Regions from separate parts of the Homo sapiens genome. Here region 2 is linked to region 1. A link is a loop called in an ENCODE intact Hi-C map of the cell type or tissue named here. Cell type or tissue: endothelial cell of umbilical vein. All regions are shown on one strand. Each heading gives the region's core, and the rest is flanking DNA. Links, peaks and the distances in the headings are about the cores only. Region 1 has its middle 9.4 kb from the start of OR6J1. Region 2 overlaps TRD-AS1 (TRD antisense RNA 1).

Region 1 (10,942 bases), core at 4,781-7,280:
TCCTTAGGGAGAGCAGAGATGCTGGAGGGGTTGGAGGTGGCAGGAAATACTTAGCTTAGATGTAATAAGGAATGTCCTTCCGTAGGAGACCATGCATCTTCTTGTCCTTGATTGTGCTTAAGAGCTCCATAGGTGCTCTCTGTCTAGGATGGTGGAGGCCACCTATGGAGGGTGGCTATTCCTTTGATTGGAGAGAGGAGGCAGCAGAATGGTTCCTCAGATAGACCCAGGGCAGCTGCAACTCACAAGACCCTATAGAGTTAGCTGGACAGTGTCCAGCTGCCCTGAAAACAACAGACAGTACCATGTGGGGATGTAGATTAAGTTCTGTTTGCAGTGGACCTGTTGGCCTCCACAGGTTCTCTCTGTGAATTAGTCTTTGCCTTGCATCTCACCCAGAGCCATTCCATCGGACTCTGAGCACAAGGCAGGGAGGGACTCTGGAGTTTACAGAGCCCAGCTCTTTATTCTTCTGGGAACAGAGTTCGCACCAATCTGGCACTTATAAAAGCATGGGCTTGGCTGGGCGTGGTGGCTCACGCCTGTAATCCCAGCACTTTTGGAGGCTGAGGCGGGCGGATCACCTGAGGTCGGGAGTTTGAGACCAGCCTGACCAACATGGAGAAACCCCGTCTCTACTAAAAATACAAAAAATTAGCCGTGGTGGTGCATGACTGTAATCCCAGCTACTCGGGAGACTGAGGCAGGAGAATCTCTTGAACCCGGGAGGTAAAGGTTGCGGTGAGCCGAGATTGTGTCATTGACCTCCAGCGTGGGCAACAAGAGTGAAACTCTATCTCAAAATAAATAAATAAATAAATAAAAGCATGGGCTTTTCCAAGAGATGCAGTCTTCAAGACATGGGGCAGGCACATTTCCATTGAAAAATAATTTGTGCAAAAGATTAGTTGTTGCTGACTATATCCAGGATATTTAGGCAATGGGATAGTTTCCAGAGTGCCACACGCACAGCACCTATGGATACCACTTCTGGATTCTGACCTTAATCTAAATCCTGACTCTCCCATTAATTAGTTGTGTAAGTTTGGAAGCAAGTACCTTAATGTCTCTGTGCCTCAGCTTCCTTCTTGGTGGACTGGGTATTACAATAGCACCACCTAGCTCCTAGAGTTTGCTTGGAGGTTGAAATAACATGTAAAATGCTTGGAATGGTACACAGTAAGTGTTCAGTAAGTGTTGACTATTATTATTTTTCTTTTTGGTTTTTGTTTTTATTTTTAGAGATGGAGTCTTTCTTTGTTGCCCAGGCTGGCCTCAAACTCCTGTGCTCAGGTGATCTGCCTGCTTCAGCCTCCTAAGTAGCTGAGATTACAAGTGTGAGCCACCATTCCAAGGTATTATTATTTATTAGCATGATTATATTGTATCCTCTTTGATATGCCCCACACGCTCCTTATTTTCCAATAGCTCAGCTACCTTAAACAGGCCCCAACTTACCTCAGGGCTGAGAAGCAGTTACTTACTCTTGGATTTTCCTGGTCACCCAGCTGGAGGGGGTTTCCAGGCTCCCAGGAGCTTCCTGCTTCTCTAGCCCCAGAAAATATTAAATTCTTAGATGAGAGGACTCTGACCCTTGCTTTTGGGTTGTGTTGGTGAGGTAGCAGCTAGTGAATCATCCCATGTCCTTTCCTCTTGAGGTAAAAGTGTAACTGTGGATAATGAGATTCATCAAGCGCAGCCACAGGCAGCCCCAGGGAGCCTGCTGGATTATTAGAGCAACATCCCCGACAAAGCCTTGGTACAAGCCATTCTGGGGAGACTTTGTGACTCTGTGCATCTAGTGCAGGCCTGGTGTATTTGGATTGCTTCCCAGTTTCTACGGAATTTTGAAACTTGGAATCCCGAGTATGGATCTGCTGAGGGAAGCTCCCCCTCTCTGGAGCGAAGTTGTGGGTATTCTCACGAGGCTCATTACAACCTTAAGATAACAAGGCCCCAGCCACTTCCAAATCCCTTGGCTGTTGATTGCTCTAACTTAAGGAGTGGAAGTTTGCCCTTTTCCCCCAGCTGCAGAACACAGTAACTTTAGATAAAGTTTAATGAGTCTTGTTGAAGGCCTGAGGAAAATATGGCAGGCAAGGGCTGGGGCCACTGGGGTTATGGCTATGGGCAGGAGCCGTGTGCACCGTGTGGCCATGCTGGGCCAGGAGCTGCAGGGTAATTCCTCCTCTGCCCCTCCACCTCTTTATCCCCCATGCTCATTGAGCTTGATCCAGCCATAGAGGCCTTCTTGTTCTTCAAGCACATCACTAGCGCCCATCTCAGAGCCTGGGGCCCCAGCCCTGTGGCCTTTGCTCAGTGTCACCTCCATAGATGAACTTTTCCTGTCTTCTGTTAAAAAGACCCCCCTCCTTGTTATTCTCTCTTCCCTTACCTTGCTCTACTTTTGTTCATAGCACTACCTGATGTTTTATTTACATATTTGTATTTGTCTTCCCTACTAGAAAGAAAACTCCTTGAGGGCAGAGACTTTGACCTATTTATTGCTGTGCCCTTGTGCCCAGAAGAGTGCTTGACATAAAGTAGGTGCTGAATGAATGTTTTTTGATCAGTTTAAAAAGGCAACATGCCTCTTGCCCAGTGGAGTCTGTCACAAATCAAGTAGCCTGTGGGGTAGGGCTGATAAAGACATGGGCACTTTTTGCAGCACTTTGCAGGGGGTTGGGGCATTCTAAACAGGAGAGCCTTCTAAGAAGGGAGGCATGAGAAAACCAAGGGTGAATTCTAGGCCACTTCCTGTCCTTCTGGGATGGCTGGCCTCTCTCTGAGTGCTAGCACTGGCTAACTTAAGATGTTGTCAACAACTTTGATTGTTCTGTGAAGACTAGCTTAATATGTTTCCATCCCTGGGCCTCAAGAATGGGCCCTAAATGCCTGGCGTGGTGGCTCACGTCTGTAATCCCAGCACATTGGGAGGCCAAGGTGGGTGGGTCACCTGATGTCAGGAGTTTAAGACCAGCTTGGCCAACATGGCCACTGGTCTTTATTAAAAATGCAAAAATTAGCCGGGCGTGGTCGCAGGTGCCTGTAATCCCAGCTACTCAGGAGGCTGAGACAGGAGAATGGTTTGAACCTGGGAGGCAGAGTTTGCAGTGAGCTGAGATCCCGCCACTGCACTCTAGCCTGAGTGACAAGAGCGAGACTCTGTCTCAAAAAAAAAAAGAAAGAAAGAAAAAGAAAAAGAACAGGCCGGGTGTGGTGGCTCATGCTTATAATCCTAGCACTTTGGGAGGCCGAGGCCAGTGGATTACCTGAGGTCAGGAGTTCAAGACAAGCCTGGCCAACATGGTAAAACCACGTCTCTACTAAAAATACAAAAATTAGCCAGGCATGATGCAGGTGCCTGTAATCCCAGCTACTTGGGAGACTGAGACGGGAGAATCGCTTGAACATGGGAGACAGTGATTGCAGTGAGCGGAGATTGCACCAATGCACTCCAGCTTGGGTGGCTGAAAGAGACTCTGTCTCAAAAAAAAAAAAAAATGGGTCCTAAAGTGAGTTTGTTACCAGAAAGGAGTCCAGATCCAGACCCTAAAGAGAGGGTTTTTGGATCTCACGCAAGAAAGAATTCAGGGTAAGTCTATAAAGTGAAGGCAAGTTTATTAGGAAAGTAAAGGAATAAAAGAATGGCTACTCCATAGACAGAGCGAAGGGCTGCTGGTTGCCCATTTTTATGGTTATTTCTTGATTATATGCTAAACAAGAGGAGGATCTCATGCCTCCCCATTTTAGGTCACTTAGGGTAACTTCCTGACGTTGCCATCTCATTTGTAAACCGTCATGGCACTGGTAGGAGTGTAGTAGTGAGGATGATCAGAGTGAGGATGATCAGAGGTCACTCTCATTGCCATCTTGGTTTTGGTGGGTTTTGACCAGCGTCTTTACTGCAACCTATTTTATCAGCAAGGTCTTTATGACTGGTATCTTGTGCTGACCTCCTCTCATCCTGTGACTAAGAAGGCCTTAACCTCCTGGGAATGCAGCCCAGCAGATCTCAGCCTTATTTTATCCAGCCCTTACTCAAGGTGGAGTGTCTCTGGTTCAAACGCCTCTGACAAAATGAAGTATGAAGGATGGATGCTCAAGAATATAGATTTGACTTCAGTCAGACAGGGCCATTCCCTGCTTAAAGCACACCTTCCACTTGGGCATCTTCATGCTTTAGCTCTTTCCATTTCTCCTACAAGGAGTCCTCTTCTCCTCCTCCCCCTTTCTAAGATCCCCCTTTTCAAGATCTAGTTCGAATTCTTCTTTTGTGAAGCCTTCCCAGCCATCATGGGGAAGAACTCCTTTAAGTCTCCCTCCTTCTTCTAAACTCCTTTGCATCTTACTGTTCATAACATTCACAACATTTGGCCATGAATTGTTTTGATACAATTTAAGAAACTAACTCCAAAGTCTGATTTCTTTGGTCTACAAAAGCCACCCTTTCCTTTAGTGCTTACAATTACTAGTCTAAGCCCTTGTCGTGATCAGCCACTGCAACTTTAGCAGTTTTCTGGTTCCCCTCACATGTAACCATCAGCGAAGGCTTACATTTCCTGCAGATCCCTGCTGCTTCTGGGGATCTGCTGGTCACTTCTGGCTACCTTGTGATGAGTTTCTCCAACTGCTCCTGTTTTCCCCGCCCCTCCTCATACCAAGTGCGGACCCACCAAAACCAAGATGGCAATGAGAGTGACCTCTGATCATCCTGACTACTACACTCTTACCAATGCCATGACATTATCTGCCGAGTATGTCAGGCCCATTGTAACCCCTGTTTCATTGAAAGCTTTGGAATAACAGGAGGGGATTGTGTAGGAAAGAGGGAAAAAATCCAATGAGATATAGGAGATTATTGTTCTTAAAGTCCACCAGCCATTCATCTGGATAGGGTATTTTGTTTTTTCTCTCCCACTGCTCATCTCTCTTTCTGCTGCCACATTATCATGAGACTTATCTTCTGTCGTGGAGTGTCTTTGCTCATGTCTGTCACTGGTCCATTTGCTATGACTCCCCTGCCAGGTGCTGGACCCTGATCAGGAGGCCCAGTGAGAAGGGAAAACCCCATGGTGGCCCCAGACTCACCTCTCAAGACACATCCTAACCTGTAGAGAGGGATCTCTTCCCACAGTGCAGGCCATCTCAGCGTCATGAAGGTGAGCTGTGTAGCTCAGCACGGTCTTAAGCTACTGAGAATATGATTTTGGCTTTACTGCCATAAAGCCATTGAAGTGTTTTTCAAAAACAAACAAACAAATAAACAAACAAAGTCTCCTCCAAAAGTGGAATCAGAAAATTCCTGGTAATTTAAAAAACAACTTTCCCTGGCTTCTTGACATTACATTTTCAAAAATATAGATGCTCAAGCTCATTAAAACAGTCTAGTACATTTTTTCTCCCTTAAATATATTTTATTACATCTTACAAAAATTAGCAGGCTCGTAAAACATCTGGGAAGAGAACGGTAGGGCCATCCAAGGGAAGGCCGGGGACCTGTCTTTGTCTTTGAAGGCTCACAGTCTGGGGCTGGGTGGGTTGTGTTTTGAGGCGTCATTAACAAAAATGTTCTCAAGAGTGACATGTTATTAATTTGGATGAGAAATAAGACCATTAGACCAAAATGCTCTTCCCAGTGTATTCACAAATCAGCCCTCTTTTCCTTAGTCTGAACCTTGCTGAAATCCCTTTGACCCTTTGGAAAAGAAAAGTGTAATATTTCATCTCAGTCAATGGATGTTTAGTCTGGAGAAGTCTTGGGAAGCAAGCAGTACTTTGGCAGGGAAAAAATGTCCCCGAGTCAGTCTGCCTGTCAGGGAATAGGCAGTGGTTTGTCCGCTGGATAAGCCCAAAGTTATCCAAAAGAGAGGGACAGCCACTCCCTGGTTAAATTCCTTCCTGGAATGGAGCTCCCCGGGAACTAGGAGGCAATGTCAACAATGAGGTGTGCTTCCCTCCTCTTCCACCAGGAGTCTGCCACGAGCTGGTGAGGAAGGCACTGTGAACACTGCAAAAGGTTAGAGATGCCCAAGAGGTGCTGTCAGTAAGTGCTGGGGTAGTTGCTAAGAATTTAGAAATGAGGGATATGGATGGTCCCAACTAGGAGGCTCTTAACCTTTTCTGGGTCAAAAAGCCATTTGAGAATTTGACTGTTCTCATCTCCCTCTCAATCTACATAAACACACAATTTTTTGTATAATTTTATTTATTCATTTACTTATTTATTTTGATGGAGTTTTGCTCTTCTTGCCCAGGCTGGAGTGCAATGGTGCGACCTCAGCTCACTGCAACCTCCACCTCCCTGGTTCAAGCGATTCTCCTGCCTCAGCCTCCCGAGTAGCCGGGATTACAGGCGTGTGCCACCAAGCTGGGCTAATTTTGTATTTTTAGTAGACACGCGGTTTCTCCATGTCGGTCAGGCTGGTCTCAAACTCCCGACCTCAGGTGATCCACCCGCCTCGGCCTCCCATTACAGGCATGAGCCACCGTGCCTGGCCTTTTTTGTATAATTGAAGAACAATTCTGAAGCTAGAACACTCTGAAGCTTCTGCTCTAGACTAAAAATGCCTGGAGGGGAAGGACTGGATTTGTTCTCTAATGTGTTCCAGCATGTACCAAAAGTGCCTAAGATATAGGAGGTGTCAATGAATGTTTATTAAGTGATAAGATGCAGACGTGCCTGTCAGCCGCTGCAGAGTCCAGGCTGAGGTGTGCAAATGCCAGCGGCATCAGTGCCTCGAGGTGCTTTGAGGCTGGCAGTACTTGCATCCCTGGCACTATTTTTCTTTTTCTTTTCAATTTTTCAATTTTTTTTTTTTTGAGATGACGTTTCGCTGTTGTTGCCCAGGCTGGAGAACAATGGCACGATCTTGGCTCACTGCAACCTCCGCCTCCCGGGTTCAAGCGATTCTCCTGCATCAGCCTCCTGAGTAGCTGGGATTACAGGCACCCACCACCATGCCTGGCTAATTTTTGTGTTTTTAGTAGAGACGGAGTTTCACCTTGTTGGCCAGGCTGGTCTTGAACTTCTGACCTCAAGTGATCCACCCTCCTTGGCCTCCCAAAGTGCTGGGATTACAGGCATGAGCCACTGCGCCCAGCCCGGCACTATTCTTCTTGACATTTAGTGCCAGGGCTGATGGAATGTGAAACCTTCACTCTCCTAACCCACTGGTCCTGACCTAATCTAGTGAACTGAGATCCAGGACACAGGTGTCGACCTAAAGGACAAAAACTGAGACAAAATTAATAAAAGTAGGGAGTTTACTTGGGCCAGATTTGAGGACTACAATTTGGGTGCATAGATTCAGGTTGCCCTGACTATGTGCTGAGATTAGTTAGCAGCAGTTACATGTGAGTTTTTAAAGAGGCAGTTCCTAAGTTGTTTGCCAAGAAGTTGCATCAAAATAACATAAGCTATTAATTAGCTATGCATTGTGCTTTGTATCACAAATGCCAGGAACATGAAGATAATAGGCAAGGCAGCTAGTCAAGACCAAAACACCTTTAAACACTTGCCCCTGGTCATGGGGATGGTGGGGGACAGTGGGCGTGACTGAGGTCCCACACTCATGTGTCCCTGGACCTGATAAATTTTGCATGCCTCACAGAGCTCAGGCTGCTTTCAGCTATTTTTCTTTTCTCACAGGGAAGAGATGAGGAATGACACTTGGAAGGTTCTTGCATTGCTACTCAATATTTGCAGTGACTTTGATACCAATTGCTCCTAAATGCCTCTCTGAATTCAGTCATTCAGCTGTGCTGCTTTTATTGAGCATCTTTGGTCTACCGTGTTCCAGGAGGGTGCTTGATGGGTGTTGTGGGCTGAGTCACCACAACAGCTGGTTTTGGTCACCTCATGGGTCTCTGCCACCACCACTGAAGGAGCCAGGGGCCACTGTTGCCATTGCCTCTTCTAGAAACCACAGGCCTGCTGTTAACTATGCTGTGAGTTCTGACAGGTATGGGACCTTAGAGTGAAATGAACTGTGTCTCAAAGTATTAGAGGCATTCATGGAAGAGGTCCACCAGTATCACATGCCCACATGCTCACTGATTCTCTACACTGCCAGGATCGCAGACATACAGTGTACTTAAGGAGCTGTGCCTGAACACAGCTCACCAGTTCAGAGTCCTTCTTCCCTTGTGGTGAGTTCCTTCTTAGAGGCTCCATAATCCTTTTCTGTAACCTAACCTCAGACTACGGGCACTTGCATACATCAGACCTATTTTTATGTTCTTGAATCTAAATGAGGATCAACGTTCCAGTCCTTTTTTTTTTTTTCCAGTCCGTTTTTACCCCTGGGAGAATCCTGATTTTTAACATAATTTGGTATATGCAAATAGATATAAAGGGACTCTTCTTATCTCTATTTGCTGTGGAAATAGAGGCACTAATGTAAGCAGATATTCTGAGGGGTGGGTTCAGGAAGCATGCCAGTGGTGCGAGGCTGGGGATGGATGTTTTCTGCTCTTCTCAGCCACACTGGAACCCCAGTTCTTGCCTAGCCAAAATATGCTGCTAGTCTTGCTTAGCAATAGACACTTAGCCTTAAAAATTTTTTATCCAATGACTTTTCCTTCGCTCTCATGTTTCATAACCTTTTCCTAGTTTCTGGCACTGCTGACATACCTACGTCTTGGATTTCTCCTCCCCTGCTTGCTAATCCTGTACCACTGGCTTTCTGTTGGTTTGCTTTCTCACTACTCTTTCTCTTGTTCCCAGTGGTGACTCCTTCTCCTGCCTTTTAACTGAAGGCTTTCACCGAGGCTCTATTCCCATTTTCTGAGATGAGGGCTCACTATGTTGCCCAGGCTGGTCTCAAACTCCTGGGCTCAAGGGATCCTCCGGGCACAGTCTCCTCAGTAGCTGGGATAACAGGCATGAACCACAGCACCCGGCCCTTTTTTTCCTTTTCTACATAGACTTCTCCAGAGTATTAGGTTTCCTATCTATTTGCTTACTTACTCACCCACTCCTTATTCACTTTTTTATTGAGTTTCTCTCATGTCTTTGTTATGATATTGGGCGTAGGGAATACCACGAAGAATAAAACCTAGTTTCTACCTTCAGGGAGTCATATAAATGGATAAGGCATAGCCTGAGCCAGTACCTGGCTCTTTCTACTCATAGTCTGGTGGTACTCATTGCCCTGTATTGAAAGGCTAAGTCTTGATTTTAATCTCACATCTTCCATGAATCCTGTGCCTGTACCACTAGCTTTCATTGATTTTCTTCTCTATACTGCTCTGGTCAAGAAAGCTGGAGTTTTTGCCTTCAAAGTTTTGTTACCTTGGGTGATTCATTTGACCTGTGTTAGACTTAACACCCTTCTGTGACATGAGGAGGTTATAGAACTAGGGTCCTTCCATCTTCAAAATTCTATTCCTATGATCATATACAATTGTGGGGAGGGGGAGATGGCTAATATAAAACATCAATTATATAGTGGAACTAGTACTTAAAAAAAAACCAACTTATGAATGACATCCTCATGAGAGTTGCTAGTACATCATAAAATTGTTGGTTGGGCCTAAAACATATTCATCCTTGTCGCCTATTATAATTAGCCAGTTGCCAGACCCATTACCATGCTCAAGTAAGGGAAGGCAGACATGAGAGTGGCTGGAGTTAAAGCAGAATAAGGTTGACAGCCTTAAACTTTCTGGAAGTATTGTCCTTGTACAGAAATTGTCCAAAGGTCATTGACCTTTAAAGTGAATTTTTGCCTTAATCTATAAATTTATAAATGTCATTTATGTTAAATAAATTTCTGTAGAGCAAAAGTTTGTTTGGATCTTAAAAATAACTTTCTGATTAGAAATGTGATGTATGAACACTATTTTCTTACTCATTGATACTTTGAATTTAAAAAACAGAGGCTTACTCAAGCTAGTTGACTAAAGTCTTGTGTGTATGTGAGTGTGTGTGTGTATGTGTAAGATTGTAGAAAGAATACATCAGGCAGTCTCTCATGGGCATCCAAGAGTAGGAACAAGGCACACAGGGATTGGAACAAGAAAGTCAGCAGCTCAGGCTGCCACCATCCTTTCCGGTGGGCCCGTGTTCCCTCAGTCATTACTTGTCTCTGAGTCTAAGCTACTGTTACACTTCTCTTTGAAACAAGGTCTCTACTATCACTGATGGTTTATTTGCTCCCCTATGACTTCAGCTTAGGAATCACTTTGGTTTGCTATGGCACCTACTCCAGCCCCAACTCTACACAACTTTTCAGAAAAGTACCCACCAGCGTCTTACTAATTAGTCTCTGTGTTTGTTAGAGCTCTTATGACTGCAGAAGACCATAATTCAAATGAACTTAAGAAAAACGGAGGATTTTTTGGCTTGTACAATCAGAAAGGATATTGTTGGCAGGCCTCAGGCATGACTGATCCAGTCATACACAACAGTGTCCAAATTCTATCTCTGTCTCTTAGCTGCATTTCCATTGGTGTGTTGTCCTCATGAATCCAGACAGCAGAAAGGCTCTCTCCGTGCAACAGTGGAAGGGTGAGGCTGGGTGTAGATCTACTGGCAGCTCAGGGTTACATCATCACAGCTTTTGAGCCCAGAGGAGAGAGCTTTTCCTAACTCTGCTCCAACATATGGATTCTAAAGGAGGGATTCCTGGCCTGCCTTGGGTTGGATGGTCACTCTTTGGATCAGTCACTGTGGTTGGGTGATGGATATTATAATAGATCGTGTTCCCTTTCATGAACTTTGGCTTTATATTGTGATATTATATAGTCCCATTAGAATCACATGGTTTGTGTAATGGAGAAGGAGCTGCTTCCCAAAAGGGAATGAGGTAGTGGTTAATAGAAGAAAATAAGAAAGAATGTTTAAAACAACAGGTGTCTATCATAGTTTCTGTGCCTCTTGGTTCAATTTCTTGAGGAAATCTGCTGCATTTATCCCCACCTTTGGCTTAGTTTCTCC
Region 2 (6,918 bases), core at 116-2,615, 180 kb after region 1:
TTGAATTGTGAACAAAGAATGTTTTCCTTCCCTGATCTATTTTCTATCAACCTCCAGTATGACCTATTTATGGAGATGCGATAATTAGTAGCAGCAGAGGGCGCTACAATGTCAAAAACAAAGCCGCCCACCTCAAAGGAAACAAGAGAGAAAAGTCCCTCTTCTGAGTGATATGAGTGATCAAGATCCAAGCTGTGGGACAAGGGTGACGTTCGCCAAATCTCTTGGCTCCCACCTTGTCTGAGGACCCCTCTTGAGTGGCAGTTTTGGGCTAATGAAAGGCAGCCCTTCTTCGCTGGTGGGCGGGTGGGGCCTGCAGGGCAAGTGGGGTCTGCAGCACCCTCAGCACCTTGGGAAGAGGCATAGTCTCCAGATGCCAATAGGAAGATGGGTTGGAGAAACTTAGGGCAATACGTCCTTAGTGGGCCACTGAATCTTGAGGCTTTCTCCTATTCCTCAGTGGTGGGGTCACTTGATCATGCATTGTGGCCTCTCATGAACAAGCCTGTTACAATGTTTGGAAGACATAAGAACAAGGGGCTGGAATGCTCACTTCTCATGCTCCTAATGCTCTTAGGGACTTGGGGAGAGCACAGCTGGCTCATGTCTCAGAGGATCACAGGTCTCAGGGGATCACGGAGCTCTAGGACATGCTTGCAGCACTGAAAGCAAATTAAAGATGTCAGTCTTTTTTTTTTAACCATTGATTGATACAACATATCAACAATCTTTTGCTAGATTTTGCAACTTTAAAATTTAGATTTACTCAGCATCTTTTCCCTGAGCAGCATTGATGAGAGTAACACTCTTAGGAACTCTATTCATATGTCTATTTAATAAAAATGGCAACATTTAAATTAAATATGCAACAGCAATACCTGACATTCATAGATCATTTATCTGCTGGGTGTATTGCATGTGTGACCTCACTAAATTTTCCAATAGTCCTGTGAGAAAAGCTATTACTATCTCCATTTTGCAGATGGAGCAATTGAGACTTGGAGAGTTAGGGCATGCTTAAGGTCACACAACTGGTAAAAGCCGGAGCTGATGTGAACCCAAGCAGGCTGGCTCCGGGATCCCACTCTTAGCCATTATACTGCATTGCTGTGCTCAGTGCCTGCCCTTCCTTGGGGGAGGGATGCCTTTCAAGGAATATTGCAAGGACACCAGGGCAAGAGAGTCATGATGATGCTACCCCAAGCAGGACTCAGGTTATGTCTGAACCTTCCATGTAAAGCATTATAGGAGAGGATGTGTCCTTCTGTGTGAAGGTCCATTAAACCCACTTCTCTGTGCTTGGGTATGGTCAGACGTGGGTGAGGTTGGGCAGTTAGAAGAGGAGGAGCAATTTAACTTGAAGATGGTTATGGTCTAGATCAGGAAGGGAACAGTCAGCTCTCATATTAATATCAAGCCCAGACAACATCTTTAGAGCAGGGACAGACACTAAGAGACTGTGGGTGGGGAGTGAGCATAATCCTTGGACTTGGGAGAACCGGAAGCTCTGAAATGGACTTCCGCCAGCAGGGAGCTGGGTCTCGTGGACTGGACCCCTGCCGGCAGGCGGCAGTGCAGGCCTGGGCAGCCAATGCACCGGCAAGGCAGCCCCTGGGCCCTCAACATCCCTCTTCCACATCCAGGGGCCCTGAAGATGCTCATGGTGGGACTCTGGCCTGCCTGGTGCTTACTTTTGGTATTCTGCATGCCTAGCATTGCCAGATAAAACACAGGATGCCCAGTGGAATTTGAATTTCAGATAAACAATGAATACTTTTTTAGTATAAATGTGTTCCAAATATGGCATGTCCCAGCTACCCGTATTACTGAAATTTTTGTTGTTTATTTGAAATGCACATTTAACTGGGTGTCTTGTATTTTTATTTCCTAAATCTAGGTGAATGGTGAGTTTTTAAGTGAAGAAATTGCATTCCTTTTTTTTACACAGATATTTACTGATTGTCTGTGATGCGGTCAACACAAGCCCAGGGGCTGGAGACATATCAGTGAAAAGATAAGCTCCCTGCCCTCATATAGTTTATATTATCGTGTGTGTGTGTGTGTGTGTGTGTGTGTGTGTGTGTGTGTGTGTGTGTGTGTGTAGGGGAGAGGTGAGATGGGAGAGACATAAAATAAACATGTATGAATCTGATGATTTCAGATAGTGATGTGAGGGAAAATAAGAACAGAGATGTAATTGAGGTTGGTTATGGGTGGCATGGGTGACTAATTTAGTTGGAGCTGAGAACTGTGAAAAATTGGAGACAGAGTTTCAGGTAGCTAGAAAAGAGAGACATAGAAAGGACGAGAAGGAAGGCCACTGCAGCTGAAGGGAAGAAAGAGAAGGAGCAGATGTGAGGTGAGGCTGGGGAGGAAGCAAGGGCCAGATCGTTTGCAGATGTTACAGGCCTGGGAAGGAGGTCCAGCTGTCATCATCTGATGTACATTTTATGAAGAACTGGAGAATGGATTGTCCAGGGACAAGAGCAGAAGCAAGGGGGCCAGTTAGTGGGTTATTGAAGCAGTCCCTGTAAGAGATGATGGTGTTTATAGAAGGTGGTTGCAGTGGAGATGGAAGAAGTAGATGGATTGGAGATATATTTTCATGGTAGAACTGACAGGTCTTACTGATGAAGTGGATGTAGGGAAAAAGGGAAATGAAGGACCTTCTAGAAATACTCCTAGGAACACTCCTGCATTTTGGGGAGTGAGTTAGTCAGTGTTCTGTTTTTCACAGCAGTGCCTCCCAACTGTTGTCATATTGATGGCTTACATGGAAAACTGTATTTGTAGTGCTCCTGACTGGGAGGGGCTGGCTCAGGGGCTCCAGCCACCCCAGGTACATGGGCACTCTGAACACTATCTCAGCAAGCTTATAACCCACTTATGGCAGTTCACCTGCCGGGAAGCTCTGTTCAGGATTTTCCAGCTGGAGCCAAGTGTGTGCTGCAGTGGGCCCAGTGAGAGATGGAAAGTCAAGCTGGTGAAGTGCAAGAAGCACTTAGGATCAGGACACTCCCTCAAGCATCTGAAATCAAAGATTTCTGGAATTCAGGTCTAGGACAGATTTTAGAAAGAATCTGGTCCAACCCCCTTTCCTTCCTCTTTACACAGAGGAGTAAGGGAGTTGTCCAAGGTACTCTTTCACTTATTCCATTTATTGAATAGAACAAAGTGTGTGGAGCCGTGCTAGATGCTATGAGACAGTGTCACTCAAAGTACGACATGTGATTAATGGACTAGTACACCAGTCTGTGACCAGAGGATACAGAAATGGAGAGTGAACTACTTTTGTAGCAGTTGGATATCCAAGAACGCCATCATTAGTCTTGCAGTTTTCTTTCCTCCCTCACTTCCTCTCTCTCTCCCTTCCTTTGTTTTTCTTTTCTTTTCTTTTTTAAAAGTAATCCATTTTTCATTGTCATATGTGTTAGTTCAAGATGGATTGGGGCCAAAATCATAATAGCAATAGCAGTTTCCTTGGCTGAGCGCATTTGCCTCTAGAAGTCACAGCTGAATCAGTCACATGACCGTCAGCGCTGCCAGTCTCCTCTTGTTTTCCTCCCGTCTTCTTTCATTAGAACCGTCAGATAGTCTCTGAGATCTTAGGAACCCTGTTTTGTTGTATATCCTCTGCCCTGATATGAAGAAAAGATGATTCTTACTGTGGGCTTTAGCTTTTTGTTTTTCTGTAAGTAGTTTCATTTGTTTACATTCCACTTGCTCTATAACCCCATTTCTCCTTCTCTGACTCTTGAAGGCTTTTTCTCTTGCACTCTTGGTTTTTGGTTATTTGCTGCCTTTGGCTTTATTTCTGTGTCCTTCTCTTGCCTCTGCTCATTGAGTTCTTCTGGGCTAGGCATGTGCTGTACTCACTGTCTGGGGGGTGCAGAATTCACTATTTCCTCATTGTCTTTTTCCCAGACAGGGGCACGCTGTGTGACAAAGTAACCCAGAGTTCCCCGGACCAGACGGTGGCGAGTGGCAGTGAGGTGGTACTGCTCTGCACTTACGACACTGTATATTCAAATCCAGATTTATTCTGGTACCGGATAAGGCCAGATTATTCCTTTCAGTTTGTCTTTTATGGGGATAACAGCAGATCAGAAGGTGCAGATTTTACTCAAGGACGGTTTTCTGTGAAACACATTCTGACCCAGAAAGCCTTTCACTTGGTGATCTCTCCAGTAAGGACTGAAGACAGTGCCACTTACTACTGTGCCTTTAGCACTATGATGCAGGTGCCCAGGAAGTCATAACACAAACTCCTGGGGCACAGCTCAGCAGAGCTGCCTCTTAGGGCAGGTCATGTCTGGGACTTGGCATCCTTCTCTTAGCCATTTTGGGTTCCAGCCTGGCCTTTAGAAGTGACCTAAAGTGTCTTCTGAGAAATAAATGGCCTGGTCAGATCCAGGGGAGCACCCTGGCTTCAGAGAAGCAGAGTATCTCCCCACTTCTGACTCACGGGGCCCTTGCCACCTGAATGACTCCTGGTAGGCAAAGGAGAACTGCATGTTTACAGAGCGCTGTCTTCGTGCCCCTGGTGCCCTGGTCGTCCCGATACAGAAAGGGGCTTGACAAGCCTGTGCTGCATTTTCTGTGAGTGTTTCAGGATGCAGGTTCAGGTGCAGGTAAAGGGCCCATCTAAGGCGAGGCCGTCAGCCGTGTCTTTATTTTAGTCACCACCACCATTTATCCATTATTATGAATTGATCTGTTTTCATTGCAGAATTAAATTAGGGCCAGATGTGGTGGCTCATGCCAATAATTGCAACACTTTGGGAGGCTGAGGCGGGCAGATCACTTGAGGCCAGGAGTTCAAGACCAGCTTGGCCAACATGGCGAAGACCCGTCTCTACTAAAAATACAAGAATTAGCCGGGCGTGGTGGCTCGCGCCCGTAGTCCCGGCTACTCGGGAGGCTGAGGCACAAGAATCGCTTGAACCCAGGAGGCAGAGGTTGCAGTGAGCCGAGGTGGTGCCACTGCATTCCAGCCTGGGTGACAGAGCGAGATTCTGTCTCAAAAAAAAAAAAAAAATTAAGTTAGACACAAAGTTATTTACTTAAAAGACTTTTCACCAATTTACTTTTTTTTTCCCGCATCTTTTTATATCCAGCCACCTTCTCCTTGATGTTCTTTGACACCTCCATTTTACTTATTTTATTTGGAGAACATTTTCTTTTTTTTCACTGCAGAGCACTGAGGCACTCCTGGAAAGTTGTGACTTCCAGAATTCCAGCTGCCAAGTCCCTGAGTTTGAAGCTCAGTGGTGTCTCCGGCAGAGAAAATTTCCTCTGGGGCAAACTGACTATGTGATGTTGAAATAGATACACACCCTCAGTCCCTGGGAATCAGTCCCTCCTTCCTCTTCTCTTGAATTATCTGCCTTAATAGAACTATTAGAGTTATTAGATATAATCTTAGAAATAGAAGAGGCCTTACATGTTATTTTATAGAAACTACACTGCAGTCCAGAGACATGGTGGACATTCTCAAAGTCGTATACCTGGATAATGACAGGCCCAGAGATGCAGCGTTACACTTCCAGGGCTCTCTTCTGCAGCTGTACCCTAGGTGGCTCTATCAGTGAGTGGTTTGGGCAGCAGTTTATGTGCTCTTCAGAAACAGTGGACAAGAGTAGCCACTGTATAGAACAATGGAAAGAACAGGGGATGAGGGAGCCAAAGACCTTGGGCATGTGGCTTGGCTTTCTGGGGCTTCTGTTCTAATGCCTACTGAGTGTGACACATGTCCATCTCACAGTTCACATATCATGGCCCCAGATCAGAAGGCAGCCATAATCCCTCCTGGCTCTTGCCTTAAATCTTCCCTGGAGGCTCCTTTTGGTGTGGGAAATTCATGGTCCTGTGATATGCCAGGATTTTTTTTGTTTCTGGCATAGTGGGCTAGAGGGTGGCTCATTTATATGCTAAATATGGGACAATCCTGAAGTTCATTCTAGCTGATACTCACTTTGACATCTTGTCCTCATTTGGGGATGCAGTATGTTCTTATAGCAGGAACTTTGGGCTGAAAATCTTGAGACCTTGGTTCTGCTCCCAGCAATATCCCTGCCTCACTGAATGACTCTGGACATGATACATACTTTTTTGAGGAGAGGGCATTTTTGTTTTATCTGAAAAATGAGAATATGATCTTTTTGTTCCTAACAACTTCAGAGGAAACACCCTAATATTACACAAGGTAACTCGTGAATGTTTTGGAAATCAGCATTCCTTACACATACAAGGTGTAGTAGACATGATGGGGGAGTTTGCTGTCGGGGATGGCAAGTGGAGTTGTTGGCGACAGTCACTCTTTCACTTGTAACCTCATAACCCCCGACTTGATGCTCCACATAGGTGCTGAGAGAACCACAATAATGGGTTGCTAGGGCTCTGCACCTGAGCAGTGCTCCTGGAAAAGGCTGTGGCCTTCCTGGGTGGCAGTAGCAGAGGTCACTGGCCACGCTGCAGGTGCTGCTGTTGCTCTTGCTGTAACAGCGGCATCAGCAGAGGCAGCAGGAAACCCGAGGCTGGGTCTCCAAGGCAGGGCCTCTGTAGGCTTGGGGCTCAGGAAAGTGCAGTGTGACCCATAAGTTCAATTTGGCTTTTGGCTGACTAATAGTGAGCTCACAGAGCTGAGTTTCCCCCTGTGGTGATCTGCAAAGAGTAAAGCCAGAGGCGAGGTGCACACAATGCAGTTTAATAAATGCAATAGAGGCAGAGGCTGAGAAGAAAGGCAGAAAACCATCAATGCCAAAGTCCCAGGCCAGAGAATCAGTGTCCAATGGTTTCAAATACAGATTGGCAGGCAAAAGACAGTAAAAATGTTGTTTTTATAGGGAAAGATAGGGGTCTCATTTCTGTTCCTCCCTTCAAAAACACTTTCACAGTGAGTTGCTTGAAAGCAGACTT

What was found. Hi-C counts contacts between places; a loop is a spot of excess contacts. Peaks named below come from ENCODE experiments on the same cell type or tissue, not always from the same donor. Only the 100,000 strongest peaks of a DNase experiment are listed, where the experiment ranks them.
Region 2: a loop joins it to region 1, with 3 times the contacts of the local background. A loop is called at or near these places in 3 of 110 quality-filtered maps.

What each region holds. Positions count from the first base shown.
Region 1 is chr14:22,648,250-22,659,191 of GRCh38, reverse strand. No RefSeq gene overlaps it. Among named protein-coding and RNA genes, the nearest start is that of OR6J1, 9.4 kb to the right of the region's middle. RefSeq lists an enhancer at 7,789-8,008. In endothelial cell of umbilical vein, for the core only: a CTCF peak has its summit at 5,960; a DNase peak (open chromatin) is centred at 5,971; H3K27ac peaks cover 258 bases.
Region 2 is chr14:22,466,351-22,473,268 of GRCh38, reverse strand. All of the region lies in intron 2 of TRD-AS1 (TRD antisense RNA 1), which reads left to right. It also overlaps TRA, TRD, TRDC and TRDV3. Among named protein-coding and RNA genes, the nearest start is that of TRD-AS1, 13 kb to the left of the region's middle. RefSeq lists enhancers at 1,075-1,574, 1,396-1,690, 1,575-2,076. In endothelial cell of umbilical vein, for the core only: a CTCF peak has its summit at 1,547 (motif pointing right); no DNase peak of the experiment used is centred there; H3K27me3 peaks cover 262 bases.